2 separate regions of the Mus musculus genome follow, and region 2 is linked to region 1. A link is a loop called in an ENCODE intact Hi-C map of the cell type or tissue named here. Cell type or tissue: heart. All regions are shown on one strand.

Evidence for each region. Peaks named below come from ENCODE experiments on the same cell type or tissue, not always from the same donor. Only the 100,000 strongest peaks of a DNase experiment are listed, where the experiment ranks them.
Region 2: it touches region 1 in a loop (2.4-fold over the local background); 2 of 42 quality-filtered maps call a loop at or near these places.

Annotation. Positions count from the first base shown.
Region 1 is chr11:17,456,239-17,464,238 of GRCm38, forward strand. No RefSeq gene overlaps it. Among named protein-coding and RNA genes, the nearest start is that of Gm31268, 140 kb to the left of the region's middle. In heart, a CTCF peak has its summit at 3,853 (motif pointing right); no DNase peak of the experiment used is centred here; H3K4me3 peaks cover 524 bases; H3K27ac peaks cover 964 bases.
Region 2 is chr11:17,949,579-17,957,578 of GRCm38, forward strand. Etaa1 (Ewing tumor-associated antigen 1) reads right to left here and starts at 4,297. Exons shown (of 6, transcript NM_026576.4): 1 at 3,985-4,297; 2 at 3,000-3,125; 3 at 2,674-2,750. The coding sequence starts at 4,216. Etaa1os (Ewing tumor-associated antigen 1, opposite strand) reads left to right here and starts at 4,392. Exons shown (of 3, transcript NR_131915.1): 1 at 4,392-4,507; 2 at 7,055-7,160. In heart, a CTCF peak has its summit at 4,282; a DNase peak (open chromatin) is centred at 4,353; H3K4me3 peaks cover 1,976 bases; H3K27ac peaks cover 1,294 bases.

The DNA.
Region 1 (8,000 bases):
ACACATGAGTTTGTTGAGGAAAAGGAGTTTTGAATGTAAAAATTCTACAAGAAGAACATAATTCAGTGTCCCTTCTTGGAGGTGAAGGTAGGAGTACAGCTCTCTACAATTGTGATAAACAGAGTAGAACACTTGTTTTGTTTTGAGCTTGAGTCCTATCTGTTTAAAAATAATGATTCCTCTGCCCTTCTTATGAGGTATGGGACATAAATGAGACAAAGACTTGCTTACAAACAGTAAAGAATGGTCGAAATCAGAAGAGTCACTAGGAGTAGGAGCTATCCCACTCTGTTGAAGGCAGTTGATCATTTGGATCATTGTTATCTTCCTGTAATCATCCAGGAGCTTTGTTACAATCCAGATACTCATTATAATGACACTCAGCTACCGCTGTGTGCCTCAGTCCTCTGTAAGAAAGCTTCACTTCCATGCCAAATGTCCAGGTAACTGTGATGATCAGTTTGCATGCTCAGATAGCTGTTGAGCCACCCTTATGGCCTTTTGCATTTGTTCATGAGAACATGTGCATTGTTTATTCCATAGCCACACTAAGGACAATGGGCACTTGAGTCTTTACTCAATGATGGGACTAATTTTTTTAAAATCAAGTTTATAACTGGAATGTTGACTGTGATGGATCCAAGAGCAAAGCCCTCAATATTGAGGAATTTTATGCAGTTCAAGTTGCAATTAATCTTAAGAAATGAGCTTTTTGGATCTAAGAGAGAGCTATGCTATGGCTGAGTGTTAAGGTTCTTATCATTAACCAGGCAGTAAGAGCTGAAATGAGCAAGCCAAGATGGAACGCATCTTGTCTTTGCTTCAGCTGCAACTTGAATATCAGGTAGTTACAAATATAATATTTATTTTATGCTCCTTTATTCTTTTGCAACATAAGGTGATTTTTAGTCCAGAAACAATGTCTTCTGTTCCTCTTGTAAGTATAAGTTAGCAAATTATATTAAGAATTGGTAAGGGAGATTCCCAGAAGTGGTTCCAGGAAAGGGACCTCTGTTCTATCTTTTCGGATTAAGTACCTTCCTCCTTCTGTTCTTCCTGACTTCTCCCCTAGAAATGGTGAGTGTAGAGCCCTCTGCCCTTGCCTGACCACACCTCAGATCACAGAGTGACCTAGAAGATAGAATGTAATATAGCATAAAGATAGAGGAAGCATCGTTCTACGGTACTGCTGTAGAATCCTCGGCTCCTTTCCTCTGGCCGTCATCACAGGAAAATGAAGCGGATGCATTAGCCACTGTTTTCTCCAGTTTCTACTCACAGCACATGAATGCAGACTTTAACTGCTACAAATACCTTCCACCCCGTGAGTACCGCCCTTGTTTCTTTGCAGCTAGATCCTGGAAATACTGTCTGCTGGTCCGTGCTGATTCACAAGCCCCTACAAGAGTGAAGTTGGACTCAGCTTCTGCTAATGAGCAGCAGAATTGCTGGTGAATACAGTGCTGGGATTATAAGGTGCTGGCAGCCATACCAGAATAATAAGGTCAGATGGAAAAGCATCCAGTGAATACCTTCAGTGAATATCCTGTCCTGCGATAGTGGCCTCTGAGCACTGCAGCCCAGACACACGGCTCAATTGGTGGAACTGCAGCCCCTCTTTACTTTCTTTGGCAAAAGGATGAGGGGCTTCATTATTGGTTCAGTTTTTGCTCTATGTAGCTATTCAGTAGAAGCCCACGTTCATTCCAGTTTATAACTAAAGCGCTTATTCATTGGAGTTTACACCAGCGGTTTCATCTGTAATATCAAAATGGTGGCTGCAATCTGCTTTGCTCATCTCAAGTCCCTTTGGTTGATTCCTGTGATGAAAGAGGTTCAAAAGACATGAACCACGTTCTTGGCTCACGCTGCCTGTGTTCTTCATCAGTGTAGTATATGGAACTGTGTAACCTTTTGATAAAAATTTAAGACTAAATTACAGGAGATGTTTCAGAAATAATCGCATCATCACTACCTTGCTGTGTCTTCAGTGTCATTCAGAGATATTTTGTACATTTTGTAAAGTGAAATAAATAGCATTAACTTGAGGCAGTGTGCCAAGGGAAGCTGAATAGAGATGTTGCTAATCTGCTTACGGGTAGGTCTGTGGGTGCAGCATTGGAAGGGTGAATCTGAACATGTTTACCAAGGTAGTTCCTGGTACCATTAGGTTGTCTTCATAAAGTAGGGTGGAGGGCAATTCTCGCCCTAATATCATTATTTCATGCCCTTTGCCAATGATTGGCATTGCCTTTCAGGAAAGAATGCACTAGTTGGTAAGATTCTAGGAGCACAAAACAGACTACTCATTTGAAGTTCATTGCTTATGTAGCTTTTGTATATGAGCAAATTTGTTGTCTGCTTTACTAATTTCTCTCTTCATACCAGAAATAAGGACAGCTCACATGGGCACTTAAGATGCAACACATAAATTTTGGGAAATAAACAAATGTAGTCACAGTTTTTTTTTTGCTTGTTTTATTTTTTTTTTGTTATAAAAGTTTTGTGTGTTTTAAAGAATAGATGAAATACCATCTATATAGAAAACATTCTAAAGAGATTTCTTTCTTTACCTAGCAGATGAAAAGGCACATAACTAATGCAAAGGAAGGAGGGGGTGGAGGAGGAAGAGGGGTGAAAAGCAGGAGAGCAGGAGGAGAGCGAAGAGAAGTAGCAGGAGACTAACAATTTTAAGAATTCTTCGAAGGAATAATTAAGGTGGCTATGTTGCCTATTGGTCTTAATAGTGGAGAGTTAGGTAGGCTAACCCTAAAGGCACATATTTCTCGTATAATCCTGCTTATCTCACAAATCTTAATGATCACTCACAAAGGAGACTGACTAGGTAGGTGGGTAAGGCTGCCAGCTAAAAAAGGGAGGAAGCAAATATCTACTGTCTAGTGACCTGAAAGCAATTCTTCAAGTCTATTCTAGTAGAAGGAATTTCTTTCTCTTGGAGTAACTTGCAATTAAAAAGCAAAGGGCATGGCCGCGAGAATCGGAACTATAGAGAGAAAATATGCCCTTTCTTATGACACTTCTCAGCACACACAGACTGCAAGTTTGCTCATGTTTTGATAAGACTTTAAATAGAGATGTTTGCATTAAAACTTTTTAAAAAATCCTTTTAGCTTTCAGAAATTCAGTTTGTGGGTGGAAAGGGCATGTTTAAGGCAAGAGAATGTGAGTGAGCTGTGGCTGTGGCTGTGGCTGTGGCTGTGGCTCAGTGGTTGAACACTTTCCTGACTCGGGGTTATAACCCCAGCACCAGAAAAAAGGAATCAACTAAACTAGCACAAATCAAAGATCCCACAGGCTTTAGCTCTGATATGATACTATACCCTAATTATCTAGGCCAACACTTATAGAAATAGATGATGAATAAGTAATTTTATTTTTTGGTAGTCATATTAAAAACATGGGGGAAAAAACTACAGGTGAAATTGATTTAATTATTTTTAAATTTAATCCAATTATTACAAATATCTTCTAAGTATGTAATAGGTATAAAAAAAGCTAATTTGCACCCTTCACAGCACAATCCTCCCCTTAAACTCTTTGCTTTTGTATCCATCGATCCAGCATTATTTAAGCACAGCCACAAGTAGCTTGTGGTTACTAGATTACAGGGGAGGTGGAGATGACATCGGTTATACCTCATTGCACACCTTCCTAGTAAACAGATGCCTCAAGAGAGGATTTTTCATTATGATCATTGTCTGAAGAGTAGAGCTTGTAGGCGTAGACTGTTTAAATAGGAGGTGAAATGTCTCTTTAGACAGGCCATGGATTCCAAATTTTCTGGAAGTTACTGGTTTCCAAGCAGGTAGATGCAAGGCATCTAGTTTTTTACCTGTAGAGGGAGCTCTCTCCCCTCTGCTCTCTCTTTAATTTCAATCCCAACCTTGGTTCTTAGAACCCTGCAGTTCTGAGTTCTTTCACCTGGCTTGGTGGAGAGTTTGTGTTTGGCTCCAAACCAGCAGTACTTTCACAATCTGCACACGTTAAAGGCAGCTAAAATGCTAGGACACCAGCCGGGTGGCGGCTTGAATCTGTGATTCCCAGGCAGTCCAGGGAAATGATAAACAAAAGTCTTTTGTGCAATATTAATAAGCTTTAAGCACTCCCCAGTGAGCCTCTTGTCATCCAAGTAAGTCATGTGTATCAAAAGCCCTTATACGTGGAAGTTTGTTTTCATATCTGGCCCACGATGAATGGGAGCCCCCTTTGCCATGTTGTAAAACAAACATTTGTTTATTTTCTGAGCAGAGCTGGCAGTACGACTCAGAAACTGGAGCTGAATGGAGAGCCCCTTTCCAAGGAGGCGCCTTTGAAAACCCTCTGCCGCAGCTTTCCAACTGTCAACTGATCCTGAACTGGGTTTACATTAAGACAATAACAGTGTTTCCTAAATAAATAAGTTAGAGACACCCGTGGGCCTTAATCAAACCCATAAATGGCTTGTAGGGTGGGCCAAAAGGTTTTTTTTTTTTTTTTTTTTTTTTTGCTGTGCAGAGAAATAACGTCTAGTTCATCTTACCATGTATGGGAAGCTTGTGTTTTTGAGACAGAAGGGTTTCTTTATGGTAATTATACTGTTTTTTTTTTTTTTTTTTTTTTTTTTAAACCAACAACAAAAACAAAAACCGCCTGATAGAGCTTTCTCTGGACCTCTGGGACAAAAGAATGTGACACTTTTCTTGGGTGAATGCCACGGTGCCAAGCAGGCATTTTCTAAAGAAGAGAGGTGTGGTCACCCTCCCAGTCGATAATGTAACCCCCTCCTGGCACGTAAAGAAAATAAATGAAAGCTGTAAGATGAACCATCTGCTACTGCGATCTGGCTTCTTTCTTCGTTGACTTGGGGCTTCCGGGAATTCCTTTCACTCCAACAAGTTTCAAGCACAATGGCCTTAGAGGCAGAGGGTGGAAACCAGGAAGCACCACTGAGCGCCGGGAGCTTGGGTTTCTGCGGGTTTTCCCGGAAGGCGGGAATTTCAGCCTCTTACTGGAAGCTGCGTTTCTCCCGTAAAAGACACATTCTAGGGAAAGACTGAAAGCTGAAGAGCTGAAACAACAGTTGCATGTAAATGAAAACAAAAAATTAAATACTACTGCGCATCGTAGGAAGTCTGTAGAGATTCTTTCATACAGGTATCCTCAGCTGTACGGAATCATCATTTGCAACTTTCAGAAACAAAAGCTTGACTATAATATATGTATAATATGACTTTGGTTATAGCACATGCATAATTTTATAACTTACTTTTGGAAGGCTTGGATTTTTTTCATGTGCATTTCCTCAGACTACCATCTAATATTTATAATAATCATTTTTCATTATTATAACTATGTATAATATACAACTAATATTATTACAATGTTATAATAACATAACCAATATTATAACATTGTTTCCACGGATGTACAACTTTCCAAGTAGATGTACTATAATTCACATGTCTGCCTTTTTCTTTCAGGCAACATGGGATGCTTATGATTGCTTTCACAGCACAATTTCTTTCTTGGAGAAATATTAATTGGGATAACCACAAAGTTATTAATACTTAGGGATTTTTAACACACAATATCATATGGTTTCCCAGAAGGACTTGAAAACAAACTGCTTTTCTAACTGCAACCACTCACTACAGTGTAGTCTTCTTAGCTTTCACTTCCTCTTTGCCCTTTCTGTCTGTCTAGAACAATCCCACCACTCACATGTCCTTCTTTAAACACCTTCACATAAGCATTTCATCTATGTGTAAAAGTGGTTCTCGGATACTGTCTCTCTGAGACCTTAGGAGAGTATGCCAAATTCAACCTATTTTTATTATTACAGACAAGAGTGTTTCATTTTGTAGCACATTGCTAATTGCTATGGTTTTGTCTTGTATAAGATGTACTTACTTGTGGGCTAATGCGTAATTTATATTCATTTCTGAACCTTGCAATCATTTGTGCTAATGTGGTAGACACACTTTGAGAAATCTGCCCAGGCCAACAGATTACCGAAACCTATGAATTAACCCCTGTGCTTGGTCATGCGACTCCCTCACTCCTGCCACATCCAACGGGACTGAGATTGAGCGGTGTGTTGGAGGAGTGAGAAGATGACAGGAGAAAGAGAAGGCAGGACCTCCACATAGAAAGCAAAATGGAGATGGGAGAAAAATTGCTTCCTTCATTTCTGAGGATTTTCTAGTTCTTGCTTCCAGTGATTAAGTCTGTCTGGTTACATGTTCTCAAGTGTCACTCTCTCATAGCTTTACACATGCTGGGAGATGCTGAAATGCTGATGCTTCAGAAACTAGACAGATCTGTCTGTGTCAATGGAGTGACACGCCCCTGACCCCATCATTCCTTTTCTCTCTTGGTCTCTGTCTCTCTCTCATCTCTCTCTGTCTCTCTCTGTCTCTCTCTATCTCTGTCTCTCTGTCTCTCTCTCTCTCTGTGTGTGTGTGGGGGGGCGTGATGAAGTGGGGGTGGGAATGGAGTATCTCTCTGTGACTGATTATACAATAAGGAGTATTAGGCAAAGCTATCAAATCATTTAAAATGAGCCTCTCTATTTCCCTGTTTGCTGTCTACTGGAGTTTATCTGTGGATTGACATATTTCCTAGCATATGACCTCAGGCAGTCACTCTTCTTCTTCTTCTTTTTTTTTTTTTCTTACTTGCCAGGGTTTGTCCATTCATTTAATTAAACTGTGTCAACTGCCCAGAAAATGTCTGGACCCAAGCTGGACATGATGATCACAGCTCAGAGCAGACACACTGCTGCTCAATAAATTCTTGATCTGATGTCATAGGCAGTTTGCACAGCCAGTGTGGGCCAGTGAACCAAGTGGCCAGCAGGCTAAATATAAAATGCTCGACTTTAGGCAATGTGCGGTATCATCAGTGGGATGAAGGATATGCCTATGAGGCATTTCCTATGCAATGTGGCTTCTACAGAAATGACCAAATACAGCCAAGTACTGTCCTCAAGAAGAACATGATTGGTTGGCATGTGTAGTTTTAGCTACCCCTTCCTAAGCTCCGGGAAAGGGCTGCACGTTACTAGTTCCCACCCAGCTTCCCTTGACTCCACAGAGATAAAAGACACAGACACACATGTTGTTCATTTTCAACCTCTCTTGGCACAATTGCAGGGCATTATTAAACTTGTGCAGCTAGTGTGCCCTTATTAATACTCTTAGCTCTGCACCTCCCACCTGCCCTAAACTTTAGTTGCTCAGTTACATCTAGTCCCAGCTAAATACCCCTGACCACCAGCCTGTAGGAGGATCCTGTGAGACCACTCCATTTCGAGCTCTCACATGACTGGTCAACTTTTCTACGTCAGAAGCATGGTGAACTCTCCCCTTCCCTCCTTGAATCCATCTGCTTGCCTTCAGGGACCTGGAAGTCCTGCCTATCCCTTCCACCCAGCAATTAGACCATGGCTTCCTTACTGACAGATCAAGAACCAATTGGGGAATAGGACAGTAGCATCAGAACTACTCCCACAGGCATGGTATCCCATATTATCACCAAAGACAAGCTTGGACTGTGTCTTGAAGAATGAGAAAGGCTACAGGAATGGGCCTGTGGATGCTGGAGAGAGATGGGACTAAGATAACCATAACAACCATGTCAGATAGCTTTGGGGTGGGGCAGAGGGAGTTTAAAGACATGAGAAATGGGTTTTGAATAGAGATGTGGTAGTCTTGACTGTCTTGAGAATTCTGGACTTGAGCTGAAAGCAATGAGGTGACAGCATTTGACTATTTTGTACTTTTCTATAGTCACTCGTTGACTCCATCCTTAAAGGTCCCAAGCATGAGCATTCTTCTCTTTTTCCCTCCTTGTTCAGATGAAGTTCTTCTTCCACCTCTTTAAGATTCTAACCTAGTCTTTTCCAGCTTTGCACCCTGGAAAACCGAGTCTGAGCTTTGGATTAAATGTGTTGTTAAAAGGGGTCCAAGACCTTCATGTAGAATGATTTCTTATGTAGA
Region 2 (8,000 bases), 490 kb after region 1:
TGGCTCAGGGGGTAAGAGCACCCGACTGCTCTTCCAAAGGTCCCAAGTTCAAATCCCAGCAACCACATGGTGGCTCACAACCACCTGTAACAGAGATCTGATGCCCTCTTCTGGTGCGTCTGAAGACAGCTACAGTGTACTTACATATAATAAATAAATAAATCTTTAAAAAAAAAAAAAAAAAAAAAAAAAAAAAGAATGTCCGGCAGAATAGCTAGGTGGTGGTGGCGCTCACCTTTAATCCCAGCACTCGGGAGGCAGAGGCAGGCAGATTTCTGAGTTCCAGGACAGCCTGGTCTACAAAGTGAGTTCCAGGACAGCCAGGGCTACACAGAGAAACCCTGTCTCAAAAATACAAAAAGAATGTCGAGCAGAAGACACTGACTGTATAATCCTAGCACTGCTGTCTTTACGTGAGCTGCTCTTTCCAGCCCATTTAGTTATGGAGCCAACAGGACACTCAACTTTGTATCACTCATGTCAGGCTAGTCAGCCCAAACATGCTTAACTGTGCTTTGATGTAGTTAATAAAGACATATTGTTTTTTTGTTTTGTTTTGTTTTGTTTTTGTTTTTGGTTTTGGTTTTTTGAAACAGGGTTTCTCTGTGTAGTCCTGGAACTCACTCTGTAGACCAGGCTGGCCTCGAACTCAGAAATTCGCCTGCCTCTGCCTCCCAAGTGCTGGGATTAAAGGTGTGCGCCACCACGCCCGGCTCAAGACATATTGTTAGCACACAGTAATAATATAGCATATATGTACTTCAGCCATAAAGAGTAAATACAATGAATCCTACGGCATGACAACATGGGAAGCAGAGATACCAGCTACAAAGCTGTACTGACTACTGATTATATGTCTAGATTTCTATAGCCGGAGACAAGTTGTACCTATCTTCTCTTTTTGGATATGTTGATTCCTCATAATCACATTTTGAACCAGTGAGATCTGTGGGTCATTACTACAGGCCAATAATACACTATCCTAGGGCATATTAAGGGAAAATACAACAATTTCCTCAAAGACAACAGTAAACAAAACTTAGATATTCTTTGAATTTAAGTGTTGTTAATTAAGAAAAAGAGGGCTGGCAAAATGGCTCAGCATGCTATCAAGTCTTGTGACCTGAGCTCATTCCCTAGGACAACCATAAGCCAAAGAAGAGAACTGACTCTGGCAAGGTGACCTCTCCCACACACATGCTGTGGGCGTGGGCAGGCAAGCACATACATACATAAGTACATACAATGTATACTTAAAGATACATATACACACATACTTTTTAAAACGTAAAAAAAAATAAGTAAGAAAAAGACAGAAAAGAAACTCAGGACTAATAAAAGGAATCAGTTACTGGACTCTTTTGTGATAAATGATTGAAACTTCTTCACTCAAGGGGCACAAAAACTAAAGAAAAAAAAAACCTAAAATAAGTAAATCACCATTAGCATTAAGATTTTATGCACCTTAATCCTAATAATCCACTGAAGAAAGCAAAGCTGGTAATAATTCTACTTTATGGTTGAGTGGATTGGGTTAGGAACATTTAACGGACTCCCTAGGTGTCACAGCACAAGAGGCTTCATAAGGGCTACATCTAAATCCAGCGACCTCCCTGATTTTACAGTGTTCCTGGATGATTTTCTAAGTCGTTAAGAATACTAAGAAAAGAAACTGCAAGAGGGAAACTTTTTACTACGGACAATGAAGAAGCACGGTAGAGATATGCACAGTAAAGCCCTTGTGTCTGGCTCAGAGTGAAACGCTTCAGCAAAGCCTCTGCCATGTTTTGGTCAATCAGTAAAGGCTGAGAAACTGTTTTGAGTCTGCTGAAACCTGGAAGAAATGTCTCGCTAGTGAGTCTGCTCATTGTGAGCTTGCTGGCAGCTACACCAACCTTGGTCCTAAGACACTCCTGGCACATCTTGAGTTCTTACTTTTGATTATGGCTGGCTGTGGCCAAAAGGGATGGAGATCTGAGTGGGCTGTCTGCCACAGGCAGCTGGAACCTTTCCCAGCCCCAATTAACCTTGCATAATGTTTGAATAAAGTAACTGGAGTGAGCTAGCTGGGTGTCAGTCTTTCCCAAGAAAGCTGAACCCCTCTGCTCTTTCGAAAATGAAGATTTAGCACCTTGGTGAGCTTCTCTCTCTACTGTGGCACTTATGACTGACACTAATCAATAAAGCACAAACAATAAAAACTTCAGTACACCATAGCAACTAACTACATTATTTAAGGAATAAATAACCTAGAGATGACTTAAACAATTGGGAAGGAATGGAGGCTAGCTTTGTGGCAGAGCACAGGCCCAGTAAAAGTGAGTCCCCAAGTTTGAGTTTCAGCATTATCACATGAATGAAAGAATAAATGAAGAAAAGGAGAGACAGCCACACACAGGGTACCATACAAAACCACACCACTTTATGCAAAGAACTTCACAATCAGGAGATTTGGTTATCCAAAGGGGTCATGAAACCATCTCCCATGGATTATGATATATGACCATATTGCACATTCTACAGTTTGTTCCTTTTTTCAAGGCATGCAGTCAGAAAAGCCAAATGTAACCTTGGTTGCTCTATAAACATGTTACTTTACATATGAAAGAACCACGCAAGTACACCACATACAATCTTTGCTGTTTGATAAACTATGAGATTTGCCATACTTACCTGAGGAGCAATACGGTTAACAATATGTGAAATCTCATCACTGTATGCACTGGAAATCTGCTTTTTTCTTCCTTTACCTAAAGAAACAAGACATTTCTATGAATTTTAGACCAAGAATTCTAAAATCAGTTGTCACTTTTTAGGAAACAATTGTAATCAGTACAACTTAATGACTCCACCCTAGAATCAGACAGAAAAATCACACATGAGGTTCTAAAAAACAAAACAAAAAACCCAAAACCGTTGTATTATGATGTTACCAGACTAAAATTTTACCGACAATAATTCTTCAAGCACCTACCCACATAAAAATAACAACAGATTACCTAACTGCTTTGTCATTGGAGAATTTTGATCCCAGAAGATATCAGTTTGTCCATCTGGATCATTTGGAGAACTGAAGGTACAGGATAATAAATCCATTTTCACGATTTGTACTGGCGTCTCCTTTCCTGCATAAGATGACAATCATTGCTTCTAAGTGTTACGTTACTTCATAAAAGCTAAAGTCAAACAATTAATTTTCATGTCCAATACAAAGCTTGTCTCCTAAAGACAGTTACTTTAACCACAATAGAAATGTTTCAATGAAAATAATATCTTAATACTTCATAAGTTTAGCACTGTAGTTAGGAAGTGTTCTTTGAAAATTCCATAGGCCCAGGAATGATACCATCTGATCACTGAATTACTATCACCAGGCTTTAGGTACCTCCATGACGTCAGCAGATGTACAGGAAATGCATCCAAACAGAAAGCCAAGCTAAACTCTCACAAGGCCCCTCCTGTAAACTCGACCCAATTTTTTTTTTACTCCATACACCCCAAAACCAATAGTGATTTGTTTCTAGGGAAGCTCTGTCTAGAATCACTTGAAGGTTTACAATGTTATTTTTCTTTCCCAGCCTCGTTTTATTCATAGCAGAAACAAGCAAGGTAACAGACATTGTATTTTACGGACACACCCTAGGATAGAGGTTATGAGTTTGGTCCTTATTGGGATAGATATCTCTTAACTCCAAGTTTACAGAAATGAACGCGCCATCGGTTTGCTGGGCTAACCGGATGTTACACCTAGCAAGTTCCGGGAGCACACTACGGTTTCTGAGGTGGCCCTTTTTGCAAAACAAAACAGCGAGGAAAACAACAACAACCAGCGTAGGTGCCCAGTTTCCGGAACACAGTCCACGGCACAGGCCCCGCCCACAACCAGACGTTCAGAAAAGGCCCGGTTTACCGGACTCGGCTCTGCAGCCCCAGGCCTCCCGCCCGGTCTGCACCGCCAGGCTCCGCTCCCCGCCCTCTCCTCACCCCGGGGACTGCGCCCGCCGTCAGCCGCTGCCTGCCGCTGCGCCCGCCGCGCAGACCGCGTTCCCGCCCGGCGGAGCTGGGAGCTGCAGGCCGCCCTGGACTCCCGCAGCCACGGCTCTGCCGCCGGGCGGCAGTTCTTAGCAGCCGCCCTGTGCGGCGTGCTCCTCCGGGCAGGGCTGTCCGCATGCTTCCTTCGCCGACTCATTCCCGTGCCACCGTCCTTCAGCTGCATTCACATTTTGCTACAGCGGAGCAGGGCAACTGCTCGACAGAGAGCCCGCGCGCCACCGTGCAGCGCCATCTTTGCAAGTCGGGCGCGCAAAATACGCTGCTTCTAATTGGCTGCCTCCGTCTAGGGGCGGGTTACTACGCATGGTGCGGATTGGCTGCGTCAGTGTGAGGGGCGGGGTTAGAAGGCTGCGGCCAGGGCTGAGGAAACAGGAGTTTTCTGAGGTCTACCATCAGACTCGTCCAACTTAGCAGGAACTGCAGGACCCTTTTCTGGATCTGTGACAGGAACTTGGTATGTGAGACAGTAAAGAGTTCATATACAATGACAGATTCTTATTGAATTTAAAATTTAATTGATTATTTCTAAGATTCAAATGATGGTGTGTTATTCGATAATATGAGAAAATAAAGACTATAGTTTAGGAGGTAATAAACGCAATAGTTCATAGATGTTCTGTTATGTGCGTAGCTCCAAAATGTAGGAAAACGTATTAATTTAATAAACTAACAGTCGCTGGAAACTGTACATGCAAAACAGAGCTGTCATCTTAGTAGGAATAAAATAGTGTTTATTTTGAATCAAGTAATAATTTCCATGGCCAGGGAGCATTGATTCAGGTTGGCCTAAAAACATGTTTCAATATAAAAGCAATCGCACAGACTTTAACAGTCACAGAACAAAAAACAAAGCATTTGCCAGGCGCTTTGTTGGGGACAACAGGTAGTAGGTGGGTTACAGCAAAGCAGGAGATGATTCGTCCATAGGCTTTAGGTAAGGATATAATTTATGAGACCCATCCTTTCGTTGATGGAAGTTAGTGATCTGGTAACAGTGCATTCCAAAGTTTTTACCTGCTAGCCTTCAGGATGCCAATCCTGACAGCTGGGTCCTTAATGGCTACTTAGGGCACTAAAGATAGCCATAAAGATTATTTGGTTTTATATCTGTAACACTCCAGTTTCCTTATCATGAAGTGTGTCTGTCTTTTTGTTTTTCAGACAGTGTCTTATGTGTGCCCTGCCTCCTTATTTAATGCAGTCTCGCTGTGAACTCCTGGTCTTCCTGTCTCAAGCTTGTCAGTGCTAGGACCACAGGTCTAGGTCCTGAACAGAATCATCAGCGTAGTTGTGCCTTCTTCCATGCCCCAAATAAAGTGAAACTCGGAGGTTAATTGTGCTTTAATAGATTAGTAATAAACCAAATTCTAAGTTTTTAAAGAATATGATTTGCGATAAATAGTAAAACAAAAGAGTGCCAACTCTACAGAGAGAACTATAAAACACCTTAGAAATAAATTGAAGGCCAAAATAAAAAGGGCTATGCTGTGTTTGTGGTCTGTGTCACTCACTACTGTTAAAGAGTCAATTCTTCCCAAACTGGTGTATAGTCAGTGCTGATGCCCTTAGTCTCAGAGCGGGAGGCACATGCCTGTGCAAAGGGAGGATACCTTTACTCTAAGACATGGAATGAAAAAGGAAAAAGAGACAAGAAATTTCTTGATCTCTTGAAGCATAATGAAGCTGAATCTCACCCAAATGTCAGGAGAGTGGTTAAGACTTACAACAATGTTCTAGCGGTGAAGGGACAGACAAATAAATGGATGGGACAGATAAAGTGCTTAGGTGGAAGCACTGACTTACACCTAAGTACAGGCTTTGTATAATACAAATAAAAGCCATTTAAATAATGAGGAAGGACTATGGGAGATAAACAGTATAGCCAGATGGAATGGTAGCTCATATGTGCAATCCTCCCAGCATGCAGAGGGCAGAAGCAGGAGGATTGAGAGTTTGAGGCCACCTGGGTTATATTGAGTGATCTTATCTCAGAAAATACAAATGATAACTGAAAAAGTACATTTATATGTGTATTATATATATGGATTATATATAATTTACATCGATATGAATCACACATGGAAAAAAATGAGGTGACTTTGTCTCAATCCATATCCCTAAATCAAATCAAATTGGTTCTATTTTTAATTGTAAAATAGTTTTTATTTTATAAAATTATGTATACTGTCATCATGACAGAAAAAATATATTTATGCCAATAAAGACACAAGAGGCAGAAACTGAGGTAAAACCTGCTAACTAAGCGATGTAATTTTATTTTCTTAACTATTTACAAAACATCTATGTACAAGCCTGATTCTACAACTAAACTGCTAGCTCTTTAGAAATACTGTTCTATCTGTATCATTCTATGAAGCTAATCTACCTTTCTCTTGATGTCTTCCAAACCCAAGAGGGCTTCTTACCTCTCTTTTCTAGAATACTGTTTTATCTGTGTCCTGCCAGCTGCTTCTCTCCTGATCCTGCAAGCCCAAAGAGAAAATCCTTACTACCAGGAGCTTCTTCCACAAGGCTCCTCCAAGCCTAAAGAGAGTTAGATCTCAAAGGTCTGATTGCTTACCACGGACGTCTCTAGCTTCTCCTCTACACCCTTGGCAGGGTAAACCACATCGGTATCACTGTGGGTGCTCCAAACCAAGTCACTGGGTTGCCAAATCATTTCACCTTGCCTGGTGGGGCAGCTCAAGGCTATCCAGCTGACTTTACCTGGGGCCATACAGCAAAGACCACAATAACTCTCCTCAGCAAAAGGCATTAAAATAGGCAGGAACTTTCCATTCCTTGGCATTCTTTTCTACAGAGGCCCACCCAAGCTGCAACTCTTCAGGACACATAACTGAATCGGACATTATTTAAGTTTATATATTTTGCTAACCATTAAGTTTTTCTATGTACAGTAATCAAATATCCCGTAACACTGACACATTAATTTGATAACTTATAACTTCTTTCCATCAAAATGCACCATTTTGCTCCTTAGGGTTTCTATTGCTGTGATATGACCAAAAGCAGCTTGGGAAGAGTTTGTCTCATCTTGTTCTTCAACATCACAGTCTGTCAAAGGAAGTGAAGGCAAGAACTTGGAGGTAGGAGCTGTATGCTGCTTCCTGGCTTTCTACTCATGGGTTGCTCAGCTGCTTTTAGATACAACACAGGACCATCTATCTGCCCATGGGAGGCATCACCCATGATGATCTGGGCCATCCCACATTAATCAGTAATCAAAACAATGCCCCCCCCAAACTCATTCACAGGCAGTCTGATGAAGTCATTTTCATAATTAAGATTCTTTTTTATGTCAACTTGACAAAACTGAAACAACGCACATTTAAAGAAAATGAAAGTCAGGACACAGCTGATAATTATAAGATGTGCCGGTTAACACTGATTATCAACTTGGCAGGATCTAAAATCACCAAAGGGACAGACCTCCGGGCATTTCTGTGAGAATTATCTAGATTAGGTTAGCATCCGGACACATCTGTGAGGGATTAGGTTGATGTGGATAACACCATTACAAGAGCTGAGGCTGTGGACTGCATTAAAAAGAGAAGGTATGCTGAACACAAGCATTGTCCTCAGCTACCTCAAGTTTCTACTGTCTGAATTCCAAGCCATGGCAGATGTATCCTAGAACTGTGAGCCAAAATGTTCGCATCCCTTTAAATTTCTCTTTGTCAGGGATTCTGTTGCAACAACCAACCAACCAACCAACCAAACAAACAAACAAACAAAAAAAAACAAACCAAAAAACCATCTATAACTTAGAGCCCTGTTATGATTTAGATATAAAATGTCTCCAAAAGAGCACTTAGTCCTGATATGAGTTCTTGTTATATGTTCTTTGTTCATCTCTAGAACAAAATATCTTGCATAAGAATCTTAAGGGAAGGATAATTTATTTTAGCTCACAGTTTCTGGCTAGA